Regions from separate parts of the Homo sapiens genome. Here region 1 is linked to region 2. The links are chromatin contacts, found by Hi-C in ENCODE. All regions are on one chromosome and are shown on one strand. Each heading gives the region's core, a stretch centred on a gene start or an enhancer-like site at or near the end of the contact. The rest is flanking DNA. Distances are from core to core; before and after follow the strand shown.

What was found. Hi-C counts contacts between places; a loop is a spot of excess contacts on that map. Pooled maps may share reads with other maps.
Region 1: a loop to region 2 is called in a pooled map, with 15 times the contacts of the local background. The contact joins the enhancer-like site here to the promoter of MICU2 in region 2. A Hi-C loop is called at or near these places in 6 of 50 pooled maps.

What each region holds. Positions count from the first base shown.
Region 1 is chr13:26,185,171-26,187,870 of GRCh38, reverse strand. It overlaps a transcript of RNF6 not described here. Among named protein-coding and RNA genes, the nearest start is that of RNF6, 36 kb to the left of the region's middle. RefSeq lists enhancers at 1,457-1,506, 1,557-1,726. Within about 2 kb of position 1,295, at least 34 of the 41 ENCODE cell types and tissues checked have a DNase peak (open chromatin) inside an H3K27ac peak, as active enhancers do.
Region 2 is chr13:21,602,799-21,605,498 of GRCh38, reverse strand. It overlaps MICU2 (mitochondrial calcium uptake 2), which reads left to right and starts at 1,329. Exons shown (of 12, transcript NM_152726.3): 1 at 1,329-1,560. The coding sequence starts at 1,351. RefSeq lists enhancers at 1,146-1,215, 997-1,615, 1,616-2,235 and a silencer at 1,386-1,595.

The DNA.
Region 1 (2,700 bases), core at 46-2,545, 4.6 Mb before region 2:
ACGCCTGTAGTCCCAGCTAGTTGGGAGGCTGAGGCAGGAGGACTGCTTAAGCCCAACAGTTCAAGGCTGCAGTGAGCTAAGATTGCACCACTGCACTCCATCCTGGGCAACAGATAGAGACTGTCTTAAAAAACCCCCAAAATCAAATAGAGCTGGGGCTAAACATTTAATAAACTCCAGCCTCTGGAGTCCAAGAGATCTGCATTTGAATCCTGACTTTGCCACTGATTGGCAATAAGACCTTGGGTACGTTACTTAACCATTAACATACCCACTAAGTCACCCAATAAGCTTCCAGAACTTGGCCTAATCCCTGGGGAGGGGACCGCAGGAAGAACTAGGGTAATTTTTCTTTTATAACCAGTTCACCAGAGGGGGCCAGGGAAGGGTGGTCGTATGTAGCCCAGAGGAGTCAGAAATTCACCTGAAATCCAGAAAAGAGGCATTTTTCTTGCACACCAGAGCTCACGGGCTGACATTCTCACACTGGACATCCCAGTAAGCCTCCTGCTCCGCGATCCCCAAGGCCATCAGCCTTGCCTGACCTCCAAACGTTTCCCCCTTCTTGTGCCGGCTTAATTTTCCAGGGCTTTCCCCCTTTCTATTCGTCTCCTATCAGGTTCCCGGTCCGAAGGCTAGGACGCCCCACGTCGCAGCCAGGAGCAGAGGCGCCCAAGGTGGCGGTACAAGCCGTCTTCAGGCCTGTGGCCCCACTGATGGCAGAAACAGGAAGCGGGGACAGCCCCAGTCCCGGACCTCAGGCCAAGCAAGGCTCTAGAAAGGTCCCTGACGCTTGCCGGGCGCGGTGGCTCATGCCTGTAATCTCAGCACTTTGGGAGGCCGAGGTGGGTGGATCACGAAGTCAGGAGATCGAGACCATCCTGGCTAACACGGTGAAACCCCGTCTCTACTAAAAATACACAAAATTAGCCGGGCGTGGTGGCGGGCGCCTGTAGTCCCAGCTACTCGGGAGGCTGAGGCAGGAGAATGGCGTGAACCTGGGAGGCGGAAATTGCAGTGAGCCGAGATCGCGCCACTACACTCCAGCCTGGGCGACAGAACGAGACTCCGTCTCAAAAAAAGAAAAAAAAAAAAAGAAGAAGAAAGGTCCCTGACGCTTCCCTGCCCTCCCCGGAGCCGGCGCTCTAGCGCCCCCGGGATCGACGGTCAGCACAGCGAAGGAACGCGCTACCTGTGGCCGAAGGTATAGCGCCGCTGCGGGCCCTGTGAGAGCTGAGAAGACGACGGCGGCCGAGGAGGCCCAATTCCGAGGCTCGGCCCCGTCAGGGTCCGCGCTGGCGGTGTGCGCGTGTACGTGCGCTCGTGCACGTGCATGTGTGTGCGCGCGCCCTAACAGACCTGCTCCGAAGCGTCTCCGCTGACTGCCAGTCGGTAGCGCGACTGGCTGCGGGGCCCACGTGCCACGCAGACGCCCCCCGGCGCGTCCCGCTCTTGCTCTGCGGCCCAACGAGCGCGTTCCTGCCGCGGGACAGCCTTGCAGAGAAACGCGGTCTTACACACGCACTGGCCTCCCGGTCTGGGTTTTTAACTGCTCAAAGCTCCACGCGCCCTGGCGTCTCCACACGGCACTCCAGATGTGTCAGATTTCCAGAAATGTTTTGATCGCTTGCTTTCACTTCTCTTTTTAAGATCTGTTTTTGAACTTTTCCTCTGCGTTGTGTGTATCATGACTCTGACACGTTTTAGGGCCGCGAGGCGGGTGATGAAGCTTTGACATGGGCGCCTTGGTGAATGACCTGAATTCTTACTCCCGAGTAAATCGTCTGACTGGCTTCCCTATCGCATTTTAGGGTTAAAACATACATTTTGTGTTTGTTTCATATCTATGTTTATGTAGACTGCAAGTTTCATAAGGGCACGGGGTGGGAGGGGCTATGGCTCTTTTGCCTCTTACTGTATTTTCAGAACCTAGCAGAAGCTAGGACATAGTGTGTGTTCTCTAAATAGATATTGAATGTGAGGGAGGAAGGAACTTTCCAGAAGTGTGACCTTTGGTTTTGGAAAGGCACAAGGTTCGTAGTTAGGCGTAGAGAACACAAGTTTAGAATCATGGCCTCTACACTTCTGTTGACAATGCATTACTTTAAGTAACAACTTTTTTTTGAGACAGGGTTTCGCTCGTTTTGCCCAGGCTGGAGTGCAGTGGCACGATCTCGGCTCACTGCAACCTCCGCCTCCCGGGTTCAAGCGATTCTCCTGCCTCAGCCTCCCAAGTAGCTGTGATAACAGGCGCCTGCCACCACGCCAGGCTAATTTTTTGTATTTTTAGTAGAGACGGGGTTTCACCATGTTGGCCAGGATAGTCTCGATCTCTTGACCTCGTGATCCGCCCACCTCGGCCTCCCAAAGTGCTGGGATTACAGGCGTGAGCCACTGTGCCCAGCCAAGTAACAACTTTTTTTAAAAAAAATGCACTTCAAATGTATATGTATATGTATTTATTTATAAGTTATAAAAATGTAATGCATGCTCATATATATATTTATGTATTATTACAAAGAGCACACCAAATAGAAATTTTAAAAAGCTAAAATAAAAATAATACCTTGGTCGGGGATGATGGCTCATGCCTGTAACTCCAGCACTTTTGGAGGCCGAGGCGGTCAGATAGCTTGAGCCCATTAGTTCGAGACCAGCGTGGGCAGCATAGTGAGATCCCATCTGTACAAAAAATAATTT
Region 2 (2,700 bases), core at 80-2,579:
GCATTTGGCTAGTCACTTTATATAAAATATCTCATTTAGCTTCCCCACCCCAAACTGTAAGAGGGTTGTTCACAGATGAAAAAATTGAGACTCAAAGAGATTAAATACCTTACCCCAAATAGCAGTGATCATCTACCAAATCGTGAGTTATTTACAAATGAGAAAATGGAGACTCAGAGAGATTAAATAATTTGCCCCAAACCACAGTGATCATCCTGGTAGAGCTAAGATTCAAACCTTGAGGTCTGGCTCACAAGTCGGTGAAGTGAGGCTCATCTCTCTACTTCCTACCTGGGAAGGCACACTGAAAAGTAAGTCCAGAAGCTGACGGAAAAGTGAGGAACCTCTGACTGCAGATTAATTTAGACAAGCGGGCTAAGAGAAAGGGAGCAAGGATTAAGGGCAGATAATAACAAAGGGATCCACGGAACTTCCACTGAATGATCAAATTAGATTTCGTGTGACAGGTTTTTGTTTTTGTTTCTTGAAGTTTTGTTTTGTGCAAAACTTCAAGACAGCAGTGATTATGTGATTAGGAGTCTTGGCCCCTTTGATGTTGGCTCCGTTACTGCATGCCCAACTAAAGCTTCTAATAGCTGGGGACATTTCAGAGGCTGAACAAAGAGTTTATTAAAAAGAGTTACTCAGGAAAAGTGAAGACCAAAGAATGGAGGATTGGAGGCTGTTAAATAAAACCAAGTAGTCTGCCTCAGCTACATCACTTATCACCAATGCAACAGCCAGGACTGGAGGTATCGTTCTAAATCTGCACTGGGGAAAACCTCTGGGTCCCTGATGATAGAGACATGGGGCTGGTGTGCTGCTGTCTCTGACTTTTAGTTCTAGGTAGGATAAGAGCTACTATCAAACCTTTTGTTGAAACTGAATTTAAATTCATTATAAGCAAATAGTGAGGGACTGAAATAAACAGAATGCCTTGTCTGAGAGTTGTTTTAGCAGAAATGAAAGAACAGTCAAGACTATAAGCATAGGAAGACATGAACAACACAGATGCAGAAGAGACTATTTCAAAAAACGTTTCACAGTTTTACAAGGTGAAAAAATGAAAAGGAGAAACCTGCCCACACAACCGAGGGCACTATCTTGTTTTGGACTAGGAAGTCATATTATACTGTCTTGATACTCTTCCTGTCATCCCATCCCCACAGCCTTAGAAGGCAGCCCCGGAACCGAAGGCCACCTCTTGCGGCTGCGAGCGTCGCCTCAGCAACCGCACCCACGGCGCAGGCCCGGTAGGCGGGGCGGAAGCCTGTCGGATGTCGCGAGAGTTCCCAAGCGGTAGGCGGCGGCGCCGGGAGAGAAGCGCCGCCTAGCTGCGCTTCCGCAAAGATGGCGGCGGCTGCGGGTAGCTGCGCGCGGGTGGCGGCCTGGGGCGGAAAACTGCGACGGGGGCTCGCTGTCAGCCGACAGGCTGTGCGGAGTCCCGGCCCCTTGGCAGCGGCAGTGGCCGGCGCGGCCCTGGCAGGAGCAGGAGCGGCCTGGCACCACAGCCGCGTCAGTGTTGCGGCGCGGGATGGCAGTTTTACAGTCTCCGCACAGGTACAGGACTAACTCCTTCTGCTAGCCCCAGTCAAGCTCCTCCCTCCCCTGACGCCCTTAGGCGGGGAGTGGTTTGGCTCTGGGCGGCTCTCCCGGAGCCGTGGGTGGAGGTGCCGCTGCGGATCGGAGCGCCCTGCGACTGGTGGGACTCGCTCCTTCCTGGACCGGCCCCCGGCCTGAGTCCCCGAGGGCCTTCGAGGCTGGTGACCGGAGATTCTGCCTCCCTTGGGAGAACCCCGCGGACGCTGAACACCACGGCCCACAAAACTGGCCGCACTAATTTAGTGGTGATGAGTGTGGGCGTGTCTTAATTCGAGGCTCCTAATTCAGAATCTCACTGCGCCTCGCCTCTTGCTACCTCTCTGGTCAGTGAAGTGGCATTCACATCCGCAGGTGGTTTGCGTCCAGTTACCCCTGTGGGATATACCTTTGTTAAGCTTTGCAACTAAGTTTTACGATCTTTTCTTTGTATAGCATGATGAAGTTCTGTCGATTGCTTTTTTAAGTCACGAATGTGTCAGCCACAAAAATTAACCAGTTGATTTCCAGATTTTATTATCAACTTTAAGGAACATTATTGCATGATTATAAACCTTAATATCTTAGTGGACCATAAGTTCTAAGCAAAAATTGCTCCTAAAACCTCCATCTATTAAAGACAAGAGTCCGCCGGGCGCGGTGGCACACGCCTTTAATCCCAGGGCTTTGGGAGGCCGAGGCGGGTGGATCTCCTGAGGTCAGGAGTTCGAGACCAGCCTGGCCAACATGGTGAAGCCGCTCCCCACCCCAGCCCCGCCCCCCCGGTCTCTACTAAAAAATATAAACAATTAGCTGGGTGTGGTGGCGGGAGGCTGAAGTAGGAGAACCGCTTGAATCCGGGAGGCGGAGGTTGCAGTGAGCCAAGATCGAGCCATTGCACTCCAGCCTGAGCTACAAGAGCGAAACTCCGTCTCAAAAAAAAAAAAAAAAGATTCAAGTTCCCTATTTCAGGATAAATGATGTTGTAACGCATTTGAAAATTTGAATGAGTAGTGCTTTAAAATTTTTGTAGACTTAGTAAGTTTTTACATATGAGCTTTTTTGAAAATTGAAAGTAGTAGTTTATTATTTTCTTTTTTAGATTTACATTATGCCTTTCTA